2 separate regions of the Mus musculus genome follow, and region 2 is linked to region 1. Evidence: chromatin loops called from intact Hi-C (ENCODE). Cell type or tissue: gastrocnemius. All regions are shown on one strand. Links, peaks and the distances in the headings refer to the core of each region. The heading gives the core; the rest is flanking DNA. Region 1 has its middle 47 kb from the start of Gm33519. Region 2 overlaps Gm33424 (a long non-coding RNA gene).

Region 1 (12,074 bases), core at 2,336-10,335:
TTCTTTCTTTAGCTCTGTACCCCATTTTTATTAGGGTTATTTGTTTCTCTGAAGTCTAACTTCTTGAGTTCTTTGTATATATTAGAAATTAGCCCTCTATCAGATTTAGGATTGGTGAAGATCTTTTCCTAATTTGTTGGTGGTCTTTTTGTCTTATTGACGTGTCCTTTCCTTACAGAAGCTTTGCAATTTTACGAGGTCCTATTTGTCGATTCTTGATCTTACATCACAAGCCATTGGTGTTCTGTTCAGGAATTTTTCCCCTGTGCCGATATGATCGAGGCTCTTCCCCCATTTTCTCTTCTATAAGTTTCAGTGTATCTGGTTTTATATGAAGGTCTTTGATCCACTCACCAGGCCCCTTGCAATGTCATCTGTTTGCAAACAAGGTTATCACAGAAAACAAACTTCCAGCTCTGCTCCAAGTACATTACTGCAGTTACAGCAGAAAGAGTCTGAGGCAGGAGGACAGCAAGTCCAAAGCCAGCCTGAACTACCTGGCAAGACTCCTCCTCCCTTCTCCTCCCTTCTCCTCCTCCCTTCTCCTCCTCCCTTCTCCTCCTCCCTTCTCCTCCTTCCTTCTCCTCCTCCCTTCTCCTCCTCCCTTCTCCTCCTCCCTTCTCCTCCTCCCTTCTCCTCCTCCCTTCTCCTCCTCCCTTCTCCTCCTCCCTTCTCCTCCTCCCTTCTCCTCCTCCCTTCTCCTCCTCCCTTCTCCTCCTCCCTTCTCCTCCTCCCTTCTCCTCCTCCCTTCTCCTCCTCCCTTCTCCTCCTCCCTTCTCCTCCTCCCTTCTCCTCCTCCCTTCTCCTCCTCCCTTCTCCTCCTCCCTTCTCCTCCTCCCTTCTCCTCCTCCCTTCTCCTCCTCCCTTCTCCTCCTCCCTTCTCCTCCTCCCTTCTCCTCCTCCCTTCTCCTCCTCCCTTCTCCTCCTCCCTTCTCCTCCTCCCTTCTCCTCCTCCCTTCTCCTCCTCCCTTCTCCTTCTCCTTCTCCTTCTCCTTCTCCTTCTCCTTCTCCTTCTCCTCCTCCTCCTCCTCCTCCTCCTCCTCCTCCTCTTCCTCCTCCTCCTCCTTCTTCTTCTTCTTCTTCTTCTTCTTCTTCTTCTTCTTTTTCTTCTTTCTGAGACAGGGTTTCTCTGTGTAGCTCTGGCAGTCCTGGAACTCATTCTATAGACCAGCCTGGCCTTGAACTCAGAAATCTGCTTGCCTCTGCCTCTGGCTCCCAAGTGCTGGGATTAAAGGCATGCACCACCACTACACATCATTTTTAACGAATGTACTCCAGTTCACTGTTGTAGTCTTAACACCACTTATGGTCATCCTGTTTCTGTAGTGGAAGTGCTGTGTTGCTATGGTAAGGTGTATCTCTTCTCAGCTGGGAATCCTGTGATACTGTGGCATGAACATTTATACTAGGAAAGGTAACAAATAAAAACAATGTAATCCCTGCTTTTGAGCATCCAGTGTAGAATCCAAAATAAATTCAAGACCACCCAGCCCCTCTCCCTTCTGAAGGGACTTTCCAAACTCATGGTCAAAATGACCAGACTAAGCCTGCAGCTGCCAAAACAAGATTAGCAGTTCCCAGAAAAATTCCCCTACCCTGCCCCACACTGAATTCTGAAAAAAACAACAAACTGCCCTGACCTTGTTGTTAGAATTCCCGTGATGTTAATAGCTGTGATGTTAATAGCTGACCCATAAATTCAAAATGTACTGCTGCTTTGCTGACCAATCATAATAACCCACCATAAGGGCAGGCAGAGTGAGTCACTAGGCCAAAGGTAGTCACCCTATGCAAACCAACCAATGCCTGAAAGGGTTACTAGCTACACCAATGAGAATAAGCCAGCTAGCCTTGTTGCCTAAATCTGCCCCTTACAAGGTATAAAAAAATGTGTTCTTTGTTTGTTCAGGGTCTCTCCTCTTGCCTGCATGCTGAGGGGGGTCCCCAATGTGTTGGATCAATAAAAACCTCTTGTGGTTTGCAGCGATGTGGGTCTCTGTGGTCTTTGTGAGTCTCTATGGTCTTTGTGAGTGAGGGTCTTTGGCGGACTCCAACACCAGCAGTTGACTGTTTAGTAGCAATTTCACAGCATTGCCTAAGAGAGCAGAGGAAAAGGCAGGTGAGGGAGGGACTGGGAAGCCATGTGATTACCCCAGGCAGGGAGAGTCAGGAAAGATGTATGGAACTGTACTTGGCTGTTTTATTACTAGGAGTGATTAAGAGCAAAACCAATTCAATTATAGAAGAGTTTACAAAAAGCAACACCAGTGTCAAACATTCAGCATGGGGCTGGAGCAGGGGGCAGGGGTGGGGACAGAGCTGAGAGCTACTCACACAGAGGCTGCCTCTCTGAAAATGGGATTAGGTGTTGACAGGGGAGTACTCCCTTTCAGAAGGTTGATTCTGCTGTGAAGAAATGCTCAGCTCAAGGCTGGTGGCAATGATGACTGGTTTTCTTTAGCATGGTAGATCCAGATGGGAAGCAGTTTGTTCCGTTTATCCTCAAGTTAGCAGGATGGAGCCCATCCTGAGACTTGACGTGTATGTGATGGAAGTTTGATGTAGATCTACTTTATTCCTTTAAAAGTTACTTAGAGAGGCTGGACAGAGGCTTGGTCAGTGACAAGCTTGCTTGCAAGCATGAGGAGTTGAGTCTGAGGCCTTAGCATCCCCAGGAAATGCCAGGTGCAGTAGCACACGTTTGCAAAGCCAGTGCTGGGAGGGGGGACCCACAGATGGCTTCCTAGGTGCTGTGCCATGCTTGCAATCCAAGTACTAGCGTGAACTCAGATGGCTTCCTGGGGCTAATAATTCTTTCAACAATGGAGATCTGGAAGTACTGTACTTTGTAGCCATTGATTTTGGAATTAGTGTCTTCTCTCTGGATTTCTAAATCAATGACCCACTAGGCTTTCTTCTGTTGCTCTTCCCAATAAACATGTTTCTTGCCACATTGTTGCAGGCTTATACCAGGCAGCTGTTTGTTCTCTTGTCCTGGACTCTTGCTTCTATCTTCATTGCTATTTCTTTCCATGTACCATTGTCCTGATTCTTTCTCTTTTTCCCAGCTTTGTTTGTTGGCTCACTCACATGGGTTTTGACTCAGGGTTCCCCGCTGTAGCCAGGCTCACCTGGAACTTACTTTTCTCCTGCCTCTGTCTCTGGGTGCTAGAATTATAAGTACACACATGCCATCATGTTTGGATTTTTCTTCCTTCTTGATAAGGAAGCTAAATGATTCCTTCCATCCTCCCATCCCTCCCTCCTCCCCTTCTCTCCCTTCCTCCTTCTCTCCATCTCTCCTTCCTTCCTCTCTCTCTTCCTCCCATCCCTTCCTCTCTCCCTCCCTCCCTCCTTCCTTCCTTCTTTTTTATTTGAATAATATTTTCCTTTGGGGGCTGGAGAGTTGGTTCAGCAGCTAAGAGTGCTCAAAGAGCTTGTGTTTGCTCTCCACTGCCCATGTCACACAGCTCACAGCCGTCTATGCTGGCTTTCGGGCAGCTGATGTCCTCTCCCGGCTTCTGTGCTCATGTGCTTGATGATTCTCCATACATAAGGAGGTCAGAGGGCAACTTTGTCTGTTCTTCCTTCCCTCCATGTGGGTGCCAGGGATTGAACACAGGTCACCACATTTGTCAGCAAGTGCCTTTACCAGTTGAGCCATCTCAAAATCCCCAGTCCTCCCTCCCTCCCTCCCTCCCTTCCTTCCTTCCTTCCTTCCTTCCTTCCTTCCTTCCATTCCTTCCATTCCTTTCTTCTTTCTTTTCAACATAGTATTTTTATTGATTATTTGAGAATTTCATACCATGCCCCCCAATCACACTCACTTCCCAGTCCTTCTAGGTTTGTGCCCCCCCCCAATCTGTGACTTCCTTCTGAAGAAGAAGAAGAGAAGGAGGAGGAGGGAGAGGAGGAAGAAGAGGAAGAAGAGGAGGAGGAGGAGGAGGAAGAGGAGGAGGAGGAGGGAGAAGAAGAAGAAGAATCAGCCCAATTTGTGTTGCCTATATAATCACTGGAGCATGGCCAAACTCCCAGTGGCTAGCCCCTTAAAGAAAACTGAGTCCTTCCCACCCAAAACCCTTCCAGAAGCCATCAATTGTGGAGAGCTATGCTTCAGCATCACTATCACAATTTTAAAGAGTTCTCTTCAATGGCTTTCTGTCTAGGCTGTTACTGTGGGGCAGGGGTGGAGGAGGTAGGGGTTGTTATGGAAGACTTCTTTGTCCCTCTTTCTCAACCGTGAGTCTGCAGTCATCGACAGCACAGCAAAAGAAGCTTCCTTTTCCTTCCTTGTCATCAGGAGCCCGGGTCACAGGCTTCCAAATGGTTTCTGGTGACATCACAGACCGCAGACATCCACGTGGTCTCCAGTGTCAGCATGCGCCACAGACCTCAGCATGGTCTCTGGTGGCAGTACAGACCACGGACATAAACACAGCCCTCAGTGATAGCACAGGCCACAGGCACCATTATAACCCTCAGTGACAGCACAGGCCAAGGACCACATGGCTTCAGGTGGCACACAGACCATGGGTTGTGTGGTGTGGCTTTTAGAGATAATGTGAGCCACTGATACAGCATGGCTCCCAGGTGCAGTGGGACCATGGACTTAGACATGGTCTTCGTCAGCAGCATAGACCATGGACAAGAAGATGAAGGCCCAGTTCTTACATCGTGTATTTTGAGAGCCTATTTTAGGTTCATTTATGTTGCAATTGCTGTTTTCTGCTATTTTCACCATTTCATCATTATATACTGTCCCCATCTTGTGAGATTTCTTGCAGCAAGGTCTAGTTTGTAAGATAGGAACATAACTGAGAGCGTTCACATTGTCCCTTTTCTGTGTGGTGTACTTCCAGCCATCCTTTGTCACCAGCTCCCCTCTCTGTGATTCCTGCTGGGTCTGTGATCAGTGACCAGCAGGCAGTCAGATATTGGTGTCTGCCCAACCCTCTAACGTGCTTTCTGGAGTAAGACAGAAAGAAAAAGGTCTGAGGCCCAGCGGTTGCTCAGGGGACACTTCCTCAAGTGGCACATTTTCTGTCCCCTGCCCCCATCCAATGCCTCAATTAGTTCTTCCACCTCCAGCATCTGCCTCGGTTGGTTTCCAGAAGCATCATCCTTGCCTCATTCTTGACACAAGGCAGCATACCTGAAGGGAAAGTGGAGAGGGTAGCCTGGACTCCTGTTCCACATACCGACACAATCCTGACAGTGCTCTTACTCGCTGAGCCATCTTACCAGCCCCAAGGTACAAAATTTAAATCTAGCATTTGAATATATAGTATCACCAGACCAACCTACTACACACACACACACACACATATCTGTGTGTGTGTGTGTGTGTGTATATATATATACTCCTTCATGCACAGATGCATATTCACAAATACACACACAGAGAGAGAGAGAGAGAGAGAGAGAGAGAGAGAGAGAGAGAGAGAAGAGAAGAGAAGAGAAGAGAAGAGAAGAGAAGAGAAGAGAAGAGAAGAGAAGAGAAGAGAAGAGAAGAGAAGAGATCCTTTAGCATGAGAGCCATCCATCAGGACCTGTGCAGGCCGGGGCACAGCTGAGCTGTCTGCAGCAGCAGCAGCAGGATGAGGGGCAGATGCAAACGTTTCTTGGCAACAAGTCTGGAAATCCACACCCATCCTCCTCCTGACTTGATTGACACAAGTAGGTGCCAAGTCTTAAGGGCAAGTTTCAACACTTGCGTGCTGCCCTAGGACTTGCCAGAGACCCTTTGGCCTAGAGTCACCCCTCTGGCCCCTTGGCATTAGGTAATGGTGGTCCCAGGGCATCAGGTAATGAATGGGGGTCCCCAGGATCCACTGGTGAGCTCCTCACTCCCAGAGGGCTCATCACTTCCCAGTGATGCTCAGTTGGCAGAAACCACTTCTCATTAGGAGCCAAAGTCCTCAGCAGGCATCCAGGACTGACTCCAATGGCATCCTGGCAAGCCTCCCACTTATGACTAGGGTTCACCAGGCAGAAAGTGCCAAAGGGACTCAGAACCCCCATGAGCCACACTAAGTCTTCATATAGCGAGCAACCCAATCTGGAAGGTTCATGTAGACATGCCCAGAGGCTTTTTCCCCAGTGTGCATCCCTATGAAGTTGCTAGGTGACAATGTTTCCTGGGGAGATGGAACACACACGTGTCACTCATCCCAGAAATGGAGCCTGTAGCCGATCAAAGAGTGATTATACCAATGTCCAATATAGGAAACCAATGAGGATTTGTGGGGAGGGGTGGCGGGGTATGGTTATTAAAAGCCCTGTGGGTGAGAGGTTACCTACAAGGAGAAGGAATAACACAAAAGCTGCTGCTTCCCCAGAAAGTCCACGCCAACGTGGCGCCAACTCTCAAACCGCAGCCACAGGAAGCTCTCTACACAGGCAGCGTGCAGGCAACTCCCCAGCCAGAACCTGTCTTTCCACAGTTAGTGGAGTCAGAGTCTCCAAGAGTGTTTACTCTCGTTATGTGGCTGGGGAGAGAACCTCAAGAATCTTTCGGGTTTCTCTTCTTCCAGACAGTGACCTTTTGTTCCCCTCACCAGCCTGTCGAGCCTCCTCTCCCTCCGGAGAAAAGTGTTTCAACTTAGAGTAGAGGTTCTCAAGAAGGTCGTGACCATTATGTGACAGTCGTAACAGTAACAAAATTACAGTTATGAAGTAGCAGTGAAAAGAATTGTATGGTTGGAGGAAGGACATCCAGACCTGAGGAGCTGTATTAAAGGGTCACAGCGGGAGGAAGGGTGAGAACCACTGTAAGTTGGACTGGAAGAAGCGTGTCACACAACCCAAGCTGTCAGAGAAGACCAAAACCACAGCAGGGGGCAGAACTCTGCTCCTCCTTTAGAGGTTGTCTTAGTTGGTTATGTTTCTAGTACTGTGATAAAACGCCACGACCAAAAGCACCATGAAGAAGAAAGGCCTTATTTCCTGTTGTCCATCATCCGGAAGGAAGTCAGGGCAGAAGCTTAAGGCAGGAGCCTGGAGGCAGGAGCTGATGCAGAGGCCATGGAGGGGTGCTGCCTACTGGCTTGCTTTCCACGGTTTGCTCAGCTTGCTTTCTTATAGAGCCCAGGACCACCAACCCAGGGGTGGCATTGCTCACAGTGAGCAGGGCCTGCATTCACATCTACCATCCAGAAAATTTACTACAGACTCAGCCTTTGGCCAGTCTGGTGGGGGCATTTTCCCGAGGTTCTCTCTTTCAAAATGAGTCTAGCCGGTGTCAGGTTGACATAAAACGAGCCAGCACACAGGTTAAAGACTGTGTCCTTGAGCACAGACAGGAAACTGACAAAGAAGAAAACTTTATTTGGCTCATAGTTCTTGTATGTAATGAGGGTGACAAGTGACAAATCAAATCAGAAAGGCAAAGAACAAATGTGAAAAGTGTGTGTGTGTGTGTGTGTGTGTGTGAGCACATGTGTGCGTGTGTGGACATTTGTGTGCCCATGTGTGCATGCATGTGTGTGCACATGTGTGCATGCATGTGTGTGCGTTTGTGTACACAATCAGTAATGAGTACTGCGAGGCCAACTACTCACAACCAAAACAACTGATCTAATTCCAAGGGACAGGCATTCATTTCTCTGAACCTGCCCCACCTCTTAGTCCTGCCATGACAGATTTCCACATGAGCATTGGTGGGAGAGGCAAAAACATACCAACCTCAGCATGTGTTATGATTGACAGGTGCCAAAGAGATGTAACTTTATTTGGGGAATGATCTCATCTTAATAAGAAATTGAAGTCATCACTTAAGCTCTTAATTATTCTGTGTGTCGCTTGCCTCTACTCTCTTGGGTTCCATGGTACTCCTCTGGGTAGTTCCATGCCAGACAGTAAGCACCCCACTGTTGGGGTGCTTTTTCAGCAGCTGCCTCATATGCCTGACCCCAAGGAGCATCAGGTGCAGGGGAAATCTGGGTTTCTCTCCTGGGTCTCCTGGGTCTCCTGACAGTGGAGGAGGCTCTCCGACTCCAAACACTGGCTTCTCTTATTGCCAATGCTACACAAATTAGGTGCAAGCGTACCTTCTAGGAAGTTCTGGACTTGGTCCTACAGAGCACAAATCCCAGAGGACTGCACATAGGTCCTACTGGGTCCCACCATCAGCTCTTGGGTCCTTGTGAGCCTCATTCTGCTCTCCATGTAATCTTTAGCTGACATCCCTGCTAACCTTGTTTCTATAATGAAACAGTCACCATTTTATCATGTCTACTGGTGTAGGATCCCCATCTTAACCCTTGCCAACTCCCTCTACGTCACTCTAAGATCTCAAGCTTCCAGCCAGACTGCCAGGCTCACTACCTCTTTCCCATTTCTCAGCTCCGGCTGCTTCCAACTGTCATCTCTAAATGATGACCTTGGGCTCAGACCCCAGCATCTGTTCCCACCCCTTGCTCATGATTTCCCAGTCTTCAGAGCTCTCTCTTGCTGATCTGGTGTTCTGACTCTTGCCTATCCATACCTTTCCCTTACAGATTCTACAAAACCTGTCTCAGCAAAAAAGGACCACACCATCTGGGGCATTGTCAAATGCCACATGGTTACTGCTTGAGCGAGCATCCTCAAGAAAGATGAGGGAGCCAGGAAGATAGCTCACTGGGTAAAAGTGCTTACTATGGAAGTCTTATGGCCTGAGTTTGATCTCCTGAACCCATATTAAAAAAAGAAAAAAAGGCAGATGCAGCAGACCACATCTGTAATTCCACCATTCCCGTGACAAAGGTTGAAGAAGGTAGAGAAAGGAATGTTATCTAGAAGCTTGTGGGCCAGCTAGCTCAGTGTAGAGAGCAACAAAGAAACAAGAGAGATCCCACCTCAAAACCTCCTAAAAATGGCCCTCTTGAGTCCCATATACGTGCTGAGATATGTGTGCTCTTGAACTCACATACGCAGGCCATCCACATGCCACACACCCTCCCGCAGGCACGCTCAAAATGAAATTAGACAAAATAACTCAAGGATGGCAGCTACCTCTGAATTTGGCTGGAGGCAGGAGAGGGTGGTGGCCTTGCCTCTGGGCTCGGCTCTGCCGAGTTCACCACATAGATTGGGTCAGGAGGCCATGAGTCTTCGGAACATTTGCTGAAGACTGGGCCATGACGGCCGGGCTTTGTCGAGCGTGCTCACACACCTGACTTTCTTACTTGGCCGGGTTAAGTTTCTTGCTGCCAACTTGGATGACGGCCCAAGGGCAGCTGCCTGGAAGAGGGAGGCGTTGTGAGCTGCTTCCACTCTGACCTTATTGTCACCTTGTTCTAAGCAGGCCTGCATGGCCTGCCAAAAAAAAAAAAAAAAAAAAAAAAACTAAATCAAAACATGTGAGTTCTTTAGAGCAAAGTTCAAACTAAGGAAGCCAGAACTAAGTTCCCACTGTCTCTCGCAGTGCCACCGTGCAGGGTGTTGACACAATTATAGTGGCAATGTGAGAGTCTTCCGGTCTTTATGTCTTAAAATTAGTGAATGGTAAAGGATCGGGGCTTCGAGTATCGTTTTATGCCTGAGATGAAATTGCCTTTAGGACAGGGTCACTTTCGAGAGACCCAGAACTGGACAGCAGCTCCATTTGTGTTCACTCCCTGTGACATGCATTGCCATAATTATTCCTGAGAGCAGCCCATGGGGAGTAATGCTACTTTAATGTCTTTTGTTGTTGGAGGCCAGCGAGCAAAGGTCGCACAGCCGCCATGTCAGCAGCGGAGTCAGGGCTCCCAGGGTGATGGGATTAACTGTTCCCTGCAGCCTCCACACTGAGGGCCCAACTCTTGCTGTGGTGTTAAGAAGAGCTTCAGGGGTCAGAGGTCAGTTCTGTATTGTAGCCTGGAAAGTGCCAGAAGCCTCAGGACTGGGAGCAGTCCTCGAAACAGAGCCCCACTCCACCCATTTCTCGGCCTATCGGCACAGGATACTGTCCCATCTGTAAAGTAAGGCCAGTGCTCCAACCTGCACCTCATATAGCAGATGTCAAGGGTTCATACCTGCAGAGTACCTTAGCCCATTCCTGGGACACAGGAAGGCTGAGGAACTGCTAGCTGCCACGCTTCATCAAGAGACAGATGTGGTTTCATTGTGAAGGACTTGTCTCTGATGGGCAGAATCACAGCGAGCGATCTCAACAGGGGCTTCTTATAGTCAAGGTTACCCTCCTGGGTTTGGAGCTGCATGCGAGGTGCTGCTTCGGGAGATACTGTGTCATCTTGTCTCATCCTCCGCGTTTCTCTGAAGCAACTCCCAGAACAAACAGAGCAGTGTTGCTAGCCAACACTGACAGGCGGTCCAGTGGCTTTCTTCTAGATGACGTCCTTCCCACTCCCGATATTTCTTTGGAATGAAACACACCTGGCTGTTTCCCAGAGCCAATTCGGACAGGCTCCCTGCGTGTCTTCTGCACGTAGGCTTTTAATGGTGCCTGTGCTGGACAGGCGCTGTTTGAGCAAGTCTCTGCAGAATGTGGAGCGGAGACTCGAGCCAGCACAGAGCTCCACAGAGAGCTTTGATGTGGGTAGCTTCTGTCAGAGAGACCGAGTAGACCCTCCCACAGACTGTCGGCAGCCTGCCCCCTGCATCTCCACAAGGCCAGCTCCGCACGACAGACCGAGTTCTCCACTTTGTACACGCCCAGCCCGGCTCCGCACTCTGCAGGAACCTGTCTTGGCTCATCACTCTCCCTTGGCATCATGGCCCTCAGAACTCTCTGGAAGCGAGGCTGAAGAGTGATGAAAGATGTGAATTCTGTTATTAAAGCTCAACAAAAGGGTTTCCCTGCTAACAAAGAACAATTTCATACAAGAAACAGATGAACACATCTGAAGTCAGCTCTTGGGGCTCAGGGTGTAGCTCAGTAGTAGAGAGCTTACCTAGCGTGCCCAAGGCCCTGGGGGTGAGCCCCAGCACTGAAAAAATTACATAAACAGCTCCCAAAGGCACCCCACATTACAGTGCATCCTAGGAAAGACCAGATTCTATGCAAAATCTTCTAGGAACAGCTAGAACATCGCTGCTCTGCACATAGTGACTCTTGGTGACAGCTAGCACATCGCTGCTCTGTACTTAGTGACTCTTGGGCACGGGTTCTTTAGGAGTCTTTTTCCCAGTCAACTACGACACGGAGGCTGAACGCACCCTCCATCCAACCAGACATTGCCTGTTCACACAGCACTGCATCCATCCCCAGCCCTGTCAGCCCTGTCTGGTATTTCCCGGCACTTCCTCACGGTGTGTACAGTGGATGTGTACAGTGGGGTTAGTCTGTAGAGGGTTCAGAACCATCTTCAGTGTCAGCCGCCCACCAGGCTTCTAAAAGCAGGTCTTCTACAGGTGCAAGCATCCCTAAGTGTTTATGTCAACCTCCCAGAGCAAGGTCTGAGCCACTTGGGAAATGATCTATGCATGAGGTGGATGGCTCTGGTAAGCTTGTAGTTGCTAGAAAAAGGTGTATCCTGTTTATGGATTAGCCTTTTCCGTGCACAATGCTTCCTCCTAAACCACCATCCGTGTACATAGAAAATGTTTTATCCACCATCGCGTGTTCCACACAGCAGTGCTCTTGACCAAAGGACTCACTTTCAGCCAAGAAATGGACAACGGTCCCATGCTCATGGAATCCACTACTCTTAACATGTCCCCCACCGTCCTGAAGCATCTAGCTTGATAGAATTTCCCTTTTGGGTCACTAGGGGGGATAGTGAGTGGAACCATTCCCACCCACATCTCTTGATTCCCGAATCCGTGGATCCTGGCTATGGGAGAAATCATACCATACACTTTATTCAGAGAACATAGTACCTTCTGGACCCTGATTCAAAGCATATCCCACCTTCTGGGGGACCCTGCCTCAGCCCCACCAACCACTGCTTCTTAATTGGCACTTTAACTGTGACTTCAAAAGGCCACTCCACCATTTTGTTAGTGTTCTTAGTTTTACTTGAATGTATACGTGTTTGTCTCTGAATCTATGTCACGGTTGGAGGTCTGTGTGCTCATAAAGGCCAGAAAAGGGTGCCAGAGGCCCTAGAGTCACACAGGCACTTGTGAACCATCCAGTGACGGTACTG
Region 2 (12,074 bases), core at 2,111-10,110, 57 kb before region 1:
AGTCTTCCACTAGCAGCCTTTGGATGAAGACGTAGAACTCTCAGTTCTGCCTGCGCCATGACAGCCTGGATGCTGCCATGCTCCCACCTTGATGACAATGGACTGAACCTCTGAACCTGTAAGCTAGCCCCAATTCAATGTTGTTTTTATAAGACTTGCCTTGGTCATGGTGTCTGTTCACAGCAGTAAAACCCTAACTACGACAAAGGGTGATTCTTCCCACTAGTTTCTCTTCCTCAGAACTGCTTTGCCAGTCTGTGTCTGTTGTGATACCATAGGGATTTCCTTGGTTTCGTTCTATTTTTGTTCACAGTGTTACTGGGACTCAGGCATTGTGGCACATGTCTGGGGCCTCAGCTCTCTCAGAAGCAGGAACATTGCTTGAACCCAGGAACCTAAGGCTAGCCTGGGCAATATAACAAGACAATAGATCACTGTTTCAGAAAAGGATGTCTTTGGACTTTCTAATAACCAATCATCCAACAGAAAAAGCATAAACCAGAAAACAAGCAAACAAGCATTTAAGTCTCTCTCTCTCTCTCTCTCTCTCTCTCTCTCACACACACACACACACACACACACACACACACACACACACTAAATTACAAACAAAGGCTGCACACAGTTTATAAAAAGTGACACTGGCTTTCATGCGTTGATTTGTTCCCTTAGTTTTGAATTCATCCCCTAGTTGTTAAGAGGGCCTTGTCCCTGGTGGACTCTTTGGAGGAGTGGCCACACACAAGGCCATATCGTAAGCAAGTAGAGATGCTCTTAATTCTTCTTTTGTGATTTAAATGCTTTAATCTTGGTTTCTTTACTGGTTTTTCCATTTTGTTGAGTGGATTCCTCCATCTAGGACTTCCTGTCTTCATCTTGGACTGGATCTTGCTGGAAAATCTTTTAGGTTTTCCTCACTGATTTTAATACCAGCTCTCTCTCTCTCTCTCTCTCTCTCTCTCTCTCTCTCTCTAAATGACTGATACAATGAAGAAGTCTTTTCTCTTGCTACTTAAACTACTGGGCACTCACAAGCAGCTAGCCTGGTATGTCAGCAGTGAACAACTAAAGCAGAATGTGAGTGTTTCACTCCCTAAAAGATTTGTTTAAATAAAACATGTTTTGTGCCTTTAAAACATTGGAGAATATTCCGTGTGTTTGGAAAGAGTGTGTTCTCTACTGCTGCTGCTGCTGCTACTGCACAGAGTGTTCTGAGCATGTCAATTAGGGCCGTTTGATTTAAAGTGCAATTCAAAGGGCCTGCAAGGTGACTCAGAAGGTGAAAGCACTAGTTGCCAAGGCTCATGGCTTCAGTTCAGACCTTGAGGTCCATGTGAAACTGACTCCTACAAGTTGTCTTCCATTCCCTGCACACGAACCACAGCATGTGTATGCATGCACACATACACATTTTTTTTTAAGTAATAAATGATTTGGGGGCTGCAGAGATGCCTTAGAGTTTAAGAGTGTTTGCCCTACAGGGCTGGACTCACATTCTAGCCTGAAACCCCAGCTCCAGGGAACTACACATGCGCATAAGTAGAAAGAAAACAGATATTTCAAATAAGAAAAGCAGACATTTCCTTATTAATCTTCTGCCGAAATGACCTCTCCCCTGAGAAGCCTCCTATTTCCCATGGCCATGTTCCTTTAGACTCGTTACTGTTTGCCTTATGCATTTGCGTCCTCCAATACTGGGTGTGTGTGTATTTATAATTCTCTTGAAGACTTGACGAGTGTATCATTAACTAATGGCATTTTTGTCTCTGACAGTTTTGACTTGAAGGTTTCTGACCTTTCCTTGGTACCATTTGCATGGGGGAAAATCTTTTATCTTTGACTCCCCACCCCCAGGCTGCTTCCTCAAAGCTAATGTAGGTTTCCTGGGCTGGGGAGATGGCACAGTGGCTAGTGTGCTTACTGGGCAGCATTGAAGACCACGCTTTGGATCTCTAGTACCCATATAAAGGCTGGGTGGGTGTGGCAGTCTCTCTGTAATTCCCGTGCTTGGAAGAAGTAGGTGAGGTTCCTACAGCAAGCTGGCAAACTAGACTTGCCAAATAGACAAGCTCTGGTCTCAAGTAAGAAGCTCTGCCATAATGAAAAGTGATGTTCCCAATATCAACCTCTGGCTTCCACAGGTGGACACACACACACACACACACACACACACACACACACCACATTTAAAAGAATCTACTATAAGTTTCTTGTAGGAAGCATATTCTTGGATCAAAAAACCCATTCTTTTAAAAAGTATTATTCTTGTTATTTCATTAGTGTATGTGAGTCTATGTGTGTGTATGTGTGTGTGTGTGTGTGTGTGTGTGTGAGAGAGAGAGAGAGAGAACCTTATGTAATTATTTCCTTTGCACTCCTTCATTTTGTTCTAGAGGTATCTGGAAGAGTCCAGAGCAGAAAGAGAAAGAAGTAGACTGAACATGGCCAGCAGACTGGACCTGACCAAGGCTCTTTGTGAGAGAGGAGGAAAATGAGTAGCTGAGGGGAGGGTAGCCTGTGAGCTGCGGGAAGTCTAGGGTAGGAAAGGGAGCTGGGAAGGACTAGGATGCTAGCATAGACTTTGTGCAACAGAGTAGCTGTGATACTGAGGGAGCTTGGAGGCCATCAGTATTGATACTTTAATAGGCACCAGAGGTTGTGATAGTCCCTTTGCTAGAGTTAAAGTAAATGACTCATTTTGGTAGAGGGGAACTGGGTTCCCAAAGTTCCTAAGAGTGCTGGTTTTTATCTAACTTCCAGAAATCTTCCTAGAGGCCAGGTTGGGCCCATTTCTGGATATTTGGGCTGCATTTTTAAGTTGGGGGAATTGGGGTTTCCTTGGATCCTGACACTCAGGAATTTCCATGGTGTCACATATCCTGAAGTTCTTCTCCTAAAAATCAACACTAGGCAGGCTGGTGGTCCAGGCGGAGGTGACAGTACAAGAATGAATACCCTGCATTCATGTAAGCAGTCATGGTGGCACACACCTGTAGCTGCAGCCCAGGGGTAGCGAGTGGGCAGAAACAGAACATCTGAATGGGTGAACTCCACGTTCAGGGAGAGACCTTTTCTCAGAAGACAAGGCAGAGAGCAACTGAGGCAGATACCCAGTGTTAATCTCTAGACGCACGCGTGGCATCAGTTTTAATATGAGAGTAGCCTAGTCAACATAACGATATCCAAGACAGCCAGGACTTTCCATGGGGAGTGTGTGTGTCCTGTCCCATCCTCTCTCCCCAGTTCACCTATCAACCACCCCCTCATTCCCAATGCCCCCACACTCTGCACTGAAAGGGAAAAAACCAAGGTCTTGCACTTGTGTACATCTGGGCAAGGGCTCAGTCGCCAAACTATACCCTCAGCCCAACAAATGGCAACTTTGTAAAGAACAGAGGATAGAATTTTAAAGCCCAAGACACAACATTTCATATACACAATGACAATAGAAACATTTTCCTGGTCTCTTATTTTGCCCAGGAAGTTTTAAAATGTTAAAATGAATCCTGAAGAATTCACTTATCATCTGATGCCATAAAAGGTCATTTTATGTACGGGTAACAGTATCGCTTACCAAGATTAAACAGCAGGTAAGTAAGTAAAGGGTAGACTCTCTCTCCATTCATGATGTCAGCAAGGAGCAGGGCTAGCTCTCCTGCTCTTGGGCCTTCTAGGCTAGCTCACCTAACCTTACACCACAAGGGGCAGCTTTACTGTGCTGCCCAGGCAAGGTACAGGGCCTGCTTTCTCAAGTGCCACAGCTGGCGAGAGTCGGGGACAGCTCTCCTGTGCTCATGACTTTGGGGCTGGCTCACCTACCTGCCACAGGTGGTGAAGGTTAAGTGGGGGGAAAAGGCATTTCTCCCTTGATCATACCACCCCACCACCGACAAGGGGCAGGACCAGCTCTCTTGAGTGTGGTGGCCGGTAAGGAGCAAGATCAGCCCAGCAGTGCCTCAGGCAGCATTTCAGAGCAAGGATATCTGCAGGCCCTTTGGTGGTAAAGGGCCTGGGACATCAACACTGACCCAATATGATCAGTGACCCAGACCTGGCTCCGGGTAGCAGATATGGGCCCAGGTGTTCCCATGGCCTCAGATGGCAGCACAGACCACTCAGATCAGCATGTCCCCTTGTGGTAGCATGGCCCGCAGGTATCTACATGGTCTCTCTCTGGTGGCAGTCCAGACCATGCACATTGCGTGGCCATTGGTGCTAACTCAGGCTACAGACACTGACACAGATCCTAGCTGCAGCAGGACCACAGATCCAGACCTGGGCCTGGAGGCATCTTGGGCCAAGATCTCACCATGGCCTTAGGTGCTTGCACCTTATTTGCCTGTTTCTCACTGCCATCAAGTCTCCACCTTTCTTTACAGCGTGTGAAGCTCTTGCCTCCCCACCCCCCTTCTTTCCTATGTCTCTACAACACATTTGCCCATCGTTGTGGCACTGTGATGGTTTATATATGCTTGGCCTAGGGAGTGTCACTATTAGAAGGTGTGGCCTTGATGGAGTAGGTGTGTCACTGTGGATGTGGGCTTTAAGACCCTCATCCTAGCTGCCTGGAAGCCAATATTCTGCTAACAGCCTTCAGATGAAGATGTAGAACTCTCAGCTCCTCCTGCACCATGCCTGCCTGAATGCTGCCATGTTCCTGCATTGATGATACTGGACTGAACCTCTGAACCTGTAAGCCAGCCCCAATTAAATGTTGTCCTTGAAAGAGTTGCCTTGGTCATGGTGTCTGTTCACAGCAGTAAAACCCTAACTAAGACAGGCACCCACACTGGAATTTAGGTGTCTTTCTTCTGGCTTCCCCAGGCTGGTGGGACCAGGGGCAATTTTTTTAAAACATGAGTGCTGGGGTGGGGGTTGAACTTGGGTCCTCCTGTTTGTAGAGCAAGTGCTCTTACCCACTAAGCCATTGCTGCAGCTCAAGTAAGGTGAAAAGAATTAAAGACAGAAAGACTATGTAACTTACTTTGAAATATTAATCCTAGTCTATCAGAACTCCCAGAACAATAACAAGTGCAGTTAGACCATCAGACAGACAACTGCATAGACATTCTTGCACATGTGCTGTCCAAATATGGGTCAATGGCCCTTGCTGAGACATGGTTCTAAAAGTCTGGGGCATGCATACAAAAGCTTTCCTATTTCCCCACTTCCTGTTTTTACTGATTAACTGAATTTTGACTGTAGGTTGACACAAGAGACTCCATTTTGGTCCTGACAACTCTCACAGTCAGCTTTAGCTTGTGGAAGATCTACCTAGGGACTGTGAGGGTCAATAGGTGTTACAGTTTCTTCTGGGCAGAGAACATACATTTCTCTTGTTGCTGGGATCAGAGCCAGAACCCTGACAGCTCTAGGCACCTAGGCTGGACCACCATCCTCAATAGGCCAATTAAACACACAGGGTAGTGAGAAGCAGAGAACGCTGGTTAAATCAGTGTGGGCCAGTGACCTCATTCTTCTAACTCCATCTTTAAGGTCCTAACAAGGTTTGGCTATAAATAGAAGGCAAGAAGTAAACACAGCTAAAAGTCCTGTTATAATGTGGTCCTGCACATCACACACCATTATCTTGGCTCTAGGCTCTTCTGGATGGTAGTGTGACGGCTGTCAGAGTCATAGGGAATCTTTCTGAGAGATGCATTCTCCCTCTGGCTGGCAAGGACTTCAGTCTTTCCCTTCCCCCAGCAGGAGGCTCCCGGGAGGCTCCAGATTCTCAGGGATGCTGTTTCAGTAATTTGGCAAATGGAAGGGAGAGGTACTGGTGTCTTCTCCTTGCCAACCTGGCACCTTGTCAGGTTTCCAGGCTCAGACTTTACCATGCTGATAAACAGAAATACAAGCCTCTGGAAAAAATGATCTGAAGTTTGACCTTTTACAATTTTACAAAAGATAAACAAACTCAAGAGTGTATAAAGTAAAAGGCAGAGATGATAAAATCCTGTCTGGCGATGCAATTGGGCAAAGTTAAGAACACCTGAAATCCCGAAGAAACCCGGAGGCTTTGCCAGGAATCCTCCCAAGTTTGGTGAGCCAGATTCTAGAAACTTGTCTCGACAGTTCTGAGGTTCAGGCTTAAAATCCAGGCAGCTGCGGTGATTTGGGGAAAGTGGGGTGTGTTTGAGTCCATCAGGGCTTTCCCTTTGACCTCAGGTGGGCTTTATGTCAGGAGCCTCTGGGTTCTTGTCTTTTGATTCTGAGGAGGGAAATTTGCGGACAATGAGTTTAGACCAGTTTTCTTACAGATTCACAGGTGGGAACTTAGGAGAGAGAAAGGCAGAGACCCTGTGTAGCAGGACAGGTCCCCAAAAAACACAGAGATGTCAATCTGAGAGTGTTTTTTAGTATAGGAATTAACAGGAACTGGCATGAATCATGGAGAGGGTGGGTCCAGTTGTCCTCCCCTGACCCCTGCAAGGTGTGTTGAGGTGAACTCTCTCATAGTATACCTTCTGGGTATGGTGTTGGTCCAAGTGTTATAATCTTTATCCAAAAATAACAGGAAGTCCAAAGAGCAGCAGCCAGAGCCCTTCCTACCACTCCAAGGCTCTGGCTGTGGAGAAGCCAAGGACAAGAATCTCTAAGAGTGGTTGTTCTACACTGCCTGTCTGATTTCTATCTGCTGGTGCCAGCAGGGCCACGGCCTCCCTGGAGAATGTCTGGTTCTTCTTGCCCCGAGTGCTTGTAGCCTTCTTGGCTGCTGGCCACAGCCCTGAGGTCACCTCCCTTGTCACCAAGTCCTTTGGCTTAAGTTTTCCCTTTCCATGCCAATCCTTCTGTTCGCCTCATGTTGGGATGCTTGTGGGTTTAACGTGACCGACAGTCATTATCTAACACCGTCATGTGCAGGCTGGTTTTTGTCAGCTTGACACAAGCTGGATGCATCTGGGAAGAGGAAATCTCATTTGAGGACTTGACTCCGTGTCTGTGGGGCATTCTCTTGATTAGCTATGGAGGAGAGAGGGCCCAGCCCACTGTGGGTGGTGCCATCCCTGGACTGGTGGCCTTGGGTTTTATATGAAAGCAGACTGAGCAAGCCACAAGGAGCTGGTTAGTAAGCAGTACCCCTCCATGGCCTCTGCTCTAGCTCCTGCCTTCAGAGCCCTGCCTTGAGCTCAAAAACCTACCCTGACCTCTCTTAAGGGATGGATTATGATCTGGGAGTTCCCATCCATAAGTTGGCTTTGGCCAGTGTTTTCTCCTCTCAATAGAGAAGCAAACTAGAACTGTCTACAAAGACTTTCTATAAAGATGGTGACGTTCCCCAATTCCTGAGATCAAAGCATGGAACAATCTTAGGGGGAACCATCATTCAAACGCTATAGTAACTCCTTGAATGGGCTGTAGAAATAGACAGGTTTGATAGCTTGATTGAGGAAAAGAAGGAGGAAAAAAGAAAGATACTGCACCCAACAGAGAGTGTTGAAAAAAAAGCACCAGAGGTGTGATTCAGAGGCTGAGATGAAAAGGAACGGGAGAAGGAAATTCTTGGCTTTCTTCCAGCAAACCAAAAAAAAAAAAAAAAAAAAAAAAAAAACAAAAAAAAAACCCGGAAATAAGGTTGTCAAGTGTCTAAGACGTCCCGGTTTGCCAAAACAACTCAAGAAGACACAGAGTAACCAATTGTTCCATTAAAATGATTCAAAACAGCCCTTGCAAAGCGCCCACAAAGTAGATGAAAGGTGCCACCTCATTATCCAGGTGGTTGGGGCAGAGCTTTCAGGGATGGTACATTTTCACCCCACATCCTAACTGCGAAGAACGGAACACACACCTGACTCTATGACAACAGCAGAAACCTGAAGTCAAATGGGAAAAGAGCATTAGATATAGAAATTGGTAAGTCAGTCTTACTCTTGGCGAGTGTAGCTAGAAACTGCTAAAGTTGTCCATGAAATAACCTTAGACAAAAAAGGAGAGGGCTTTCTGCCTTCTGTGTAGTTCATGCAGCACACTATTAAGAGTCAAAACGGGTATGGGTATGTTATTTTCAATTTGCTACAATTTGACACTTATAATAAACAGAAGACTGTGAGTCAGTGAATAACACCAGGAAATTGATTAAGCCTATGGTTTCCAATAAAACTGTGTGTGCACACGTTCACACATGCATATGTCCATGCAAGTGTGTGCACCCATATTTGCACGTAGGTCAAATGAGGGCATTGGGTGTCCTGCTCTGCCACTCTCTCTCTTACTTTCTTGAGACAGGGTTTCTCTGAACCTGGCACGAGACTGGTCAGCGAGACCCCCAGTGACCCTGGTATTTCACTTCTATAGCACTAGAGCTACAAGAGTGTGCAGCCATGCTTGGCTTTTTACTGTTGCTTGGAGGGATTTGAACTCAGGTCCACATGTTTGTGTAGTAAATGCACTTACCTACTGAGCCATCTCCCCAGTGGCCCCCATAAAGGTATTGAGCAGAAATGAGAGGCATGGTTCACATCAGAACTGGAACAGTGTGTCATCTAAGAAGGCATATAGGAAGCCGGACAGGAAGGCAGAAAAAAAAAAAAAAAGCACAGTGTGATAAAAGCAATGGCAGCATTGTGGCTACTGAGGGAACATGTATCACAGTGGGCTTGTGAGATGACTGTGCAGTTGTCACAGCCAAAGTAAAGGCAGTATCAAATTCCCTCTCTTGTGTGTGCATGTGCATGTGTGTCTGTTGTATGTGTGCATGTCTGTGTGTCAATGTATGTGTGTGTGCATGTCAGTGTATGTGTGCATGTCATGTATGTATGTCTGTATGTATGTGTGTGTGTCAGTATATGTGTGTATCAGTGTATGTGTGTATGTGTGTTACTATATGTGTGTATGTATGTGTGTCAGTATATGTGTGTATGTTTGTGTGTGTCAGTGTATGTATGTTTGTATGTATGTATGTATGTATGTATGTATAAGTTGGTGCTAGTCCAAAATCCCGAACTGTGCCTCCAGTCAGGAGCACAAGCATACAGTTGTGGACAGAACGTTGACAGGAAACTATAGTTTATTTGTCTCTTTTGTTGTTTGTTTGTATTTTTTTTTTTTTAGGTTCATGCAGCCCAGGCTAGTCTCAAACTTGCTATGTAGCCAAAGTGGACACTGAACTCCTGATCCTCCTGTCTTCACCTTCCGAGTGCTGGGGTTACAGGTACATACAGCATGCCTGGTTTGGACAGAGTTGGGGATGGGACCTCAGGGCTTCATGCATGCTAAGCACGCTTTCTACCAACTGAGCCACGTTCCCAGCTCCTGGCTGCTGCTTTACCCTCCTTTCAAGTCTTTATTTTACCGTCTTCCTCCTAAAGGCAGCGGTCACTGTAAACAGGGGCCTCAGCAGCAGGCAGCAGCTGTAAACACTTCGAGGCTCTGCATGCCTTGACCGCATGGAGAGACGACATCCAGTGCCGGCCCCAGCTCTGTGCTGTGAAGGCACAGTGTGAAGCTGGGACAGAGAAGATGCTGTCTCAGAACACAGCCCCGTTGTTCAACAACTCCTGACTGTATTGTTGAAAACAGAGCTGCTCGGACAAACCTGGCAAACATCGCTAATGAGTTAAGGGGGAAATCTTAATGAATAGAAAACCAAGTCACTCTGTTCTCGGACTTAATGTGATATCTAAAGGCTACCAATGAAGGGCTCGGGTAACTTCCCTGGGGGCATGCTAAGCAAGCACGCGCACCCTATTTAAAAGAAAGATTGTATTTCTTTTCAGACATGACTGCACCTCCCTCATCACCCAGCATGCCTAACTGTTAACACTCCTGATGCTTTCACAGCGGTGACATCCCCAACCTTTCAAATTGTCTCTCTCTTTAAAGAGGTCCTCTACTGTAGCTCTATCTAATCAGATTTAAGCAAAATTGCCCTGTGAGACTTTTGAAGTTTCCTGAGGAACAGGCTACACTCAAAGATCTCTTTTCTTCTTTGCCCTGCCCCCCTTCATCTTGTCTGTGAGAAATGCCAGGGTCTCCATTGGCTTTCTGGCAACAATGAAATCCAAAGCCACAGACAGGTTCAACAGAGGTCAAGTGGTTCTACCGGGAACTTGTTCCGTCTGACACTTGCCAGGTCTGACCCGCACTTGGTAGATCTGGTGTTTTGGTCACAGAAGAGCAATTTGCTCTACTTGACCAAGTCATTCTTAAGAGGACTTTGGGACGTGTAGCCAATCACAGGCTGAGGTGATTGCTATTTCATACAGCTAGCTATTGCTTTTTGAAAACGGAATGGTGCTGATAGAGCTAGCAACTTGACCTGTGGAACCAGACAGTGTGGGATAATCTTTTTGTATACTGTGTGAAGCTGTGTCGGAAATGGAGGAAGAAACAGGTGCTGGTACTGAAGAAAAATAACCACGTGGCAGATCATAGATTAGTATAAACCAGTTGATTTAAGTTATACAAGCTAGAAGAAGCCAGCTGAGGCCAAGCTTTTATAATTAATAAAAGATCTTTGTGTCATTACTTGGGTGGCTGGCAAGTCAAACCAGTCTGGCAATAAAATAGTCCTTAATCAGCCACATGCCAGTATGAGGATGGGCAAAAGAAAATGGTAACTGGATGTGCCACCAGTGAGGAACAAATGGGTAAGTGAATTACAATGGTGTATGCATTTGAGGAAAGACATTTAGTTACTTACTTTATGCAAATGAGACAAATGATTCCTAACAGAGTTTATCTCCAATGATAAACCAGATGTCCGTGCTTCAAGCTTTCCATTCAGCTTGGGATGGTATACTCCTTTTCCCAAATACAGAAGAGTGTGATCAGAAGGGGAGAGGATAGAAGAGGGTGAGATTCAGGGACACAGGTGGAGGGGTGAGGTGGGGCAGGTTGGGGGCGGGGCAAGACCAGACAACACTCCCTGACCCTAGTGCTGGGTTGTGATTATTCATCACGGGAGTTGGGGGCTGGCAAGCTGAGGTGACCCAACAGACAGGGCTGTGAGCCCAGATCCTGGGAGAGAGCTGGGGAGGCCCCCCACTGGAGAGTGCAAATGGTGTAAATTATTCCAGGCGGTCTTCTGTGATGACTATATGAACTAATAATTCCACATCACACTCTAGTAAGGCCATGTTTCATCCCAAGATGTCAAGGGAGACTGAGAAAGCTGCTGCTGTCCAAGACTCGAGAGAGGAATTCTGAGAATCTGAGGCAGTGCGTGAGCCCCAATGCAGCAGTAGATCTGAGCTTATAAAAGAAATTTCTCACATGGACATGGAGAAAATTTGCCTCACCTACCGTATTCATCTAACTTCTCCCCCAATAACCACTCCTTCGAGCACCTTGATGGCTCTCTGCGGGGAAATCACTTCCACAGCCAACAAGCTGCAAAAAGGCTTTCCAAGTGTCCATCAAATTCTAAAGCAGGGATTTTTACAATACAAGAATAAGCAAACACTTCTTATTGGCAAGGGTGTATTGATTATATAGTTGCTATTTTGATGAATAGAGACTGGAGCCTAGTTGTAATGATTTTAAAATTCACAGTCTTGGGCTGGAGAGATGGCTCAGAGATTAAGAGCACTGGCCACTTTTCCAGTGATCCTGAGTTCAATACCCAGCAACTACACGGTGGCTCATATTAATTTATAATGAGATCTGGTGCCTTCTTCTGGTCTGTGGCATACATGTAGGCAGAACACTGTATGCATACTAAATAAAATAAAAAATAAAATTCACAGCCTGAAATACAGCTCCGTTTACCCTAAACTCATATATGGCCACCTGCACACAGATAAAGTTTAATACCATTTAGAAAAATGGTATTTAATGCCCCCCTTCCTTTCCTTTCTTTTTTTCTTTTTCTTTTTTTTTCTTTTCCTTTTCCTTTCTCTTTTTCTTTCTCTTTTTCTCTTTCTTTTTCTTTCCTTGGTATGATTAGTCTAGTTAGGACTTTCAGTGCCAGGAATAGACATGTTGAGTGGACAGATTTGTCTTCCATGTTGGAAGGAATGCTTGCAACTTTCTATCATTGAGCAGGGCCTTAGCTATGGGCTTGTCTTCCACAGCCTTTTGTTGGGAGCCAACTCCTAGCAGAAAGCAGCTATCATCTCTGCAGCCATCTC

What was found. A loop is a pair of places that touch in the nucleus more often than their neighbours do. Peaks named below come from ENCODE experiments on the same cell type or tissue, not always from the same donor. Only the 100,000 strongest peaks of a DNase experiment are listed, where the experiment ranks them.
Region 2: it touches region 1 in a loop (1.9-fold over the local background); 6 of 42 quality-filtered maps call a loop at or near these places.

The regions. Positions count from the first base shown.
Region 1 is chr13:53,058,937-53,071,010 of GRCm38, forward strand. No RefSeq gene overlaps it. Among named protein-coding and RNA genes, the nearest start is that of Gm33519, 47 kb to the left of the region's middle. In gastrocnemius, for the core only: no CTCF peak of the experiment used is centred there; DNase peaks (open chromatin) are centred at 5,922, 8,346 and 9,181; H3K4me3 peaks cover 899 bases; H3K27ac peaks cover 2,011 bases.
Region 2 is chr13:53,002,211-53,014,284 of GRCm38, forward strand. All of the region lies in intron 1 of Gm33424 (a long non-coding RNA gene), which reads left to right. Gm33519 (a long non-coding RNA gene) reads right to left here. Exons shown (of 2, transcript XR_382384.3): 2 at 5,880-6,214. Among named protein-coding and RNA genes, the nearest start is that of Gm33519, 10 kb to the right of the region's middle. In gastrocnemius, for the core only: a CTCF peak has its summit at 5,675; DNase peaks (open chromatin) are centred at 5,753 and 6,710; H3K27ac peaks cover 1,965 bases.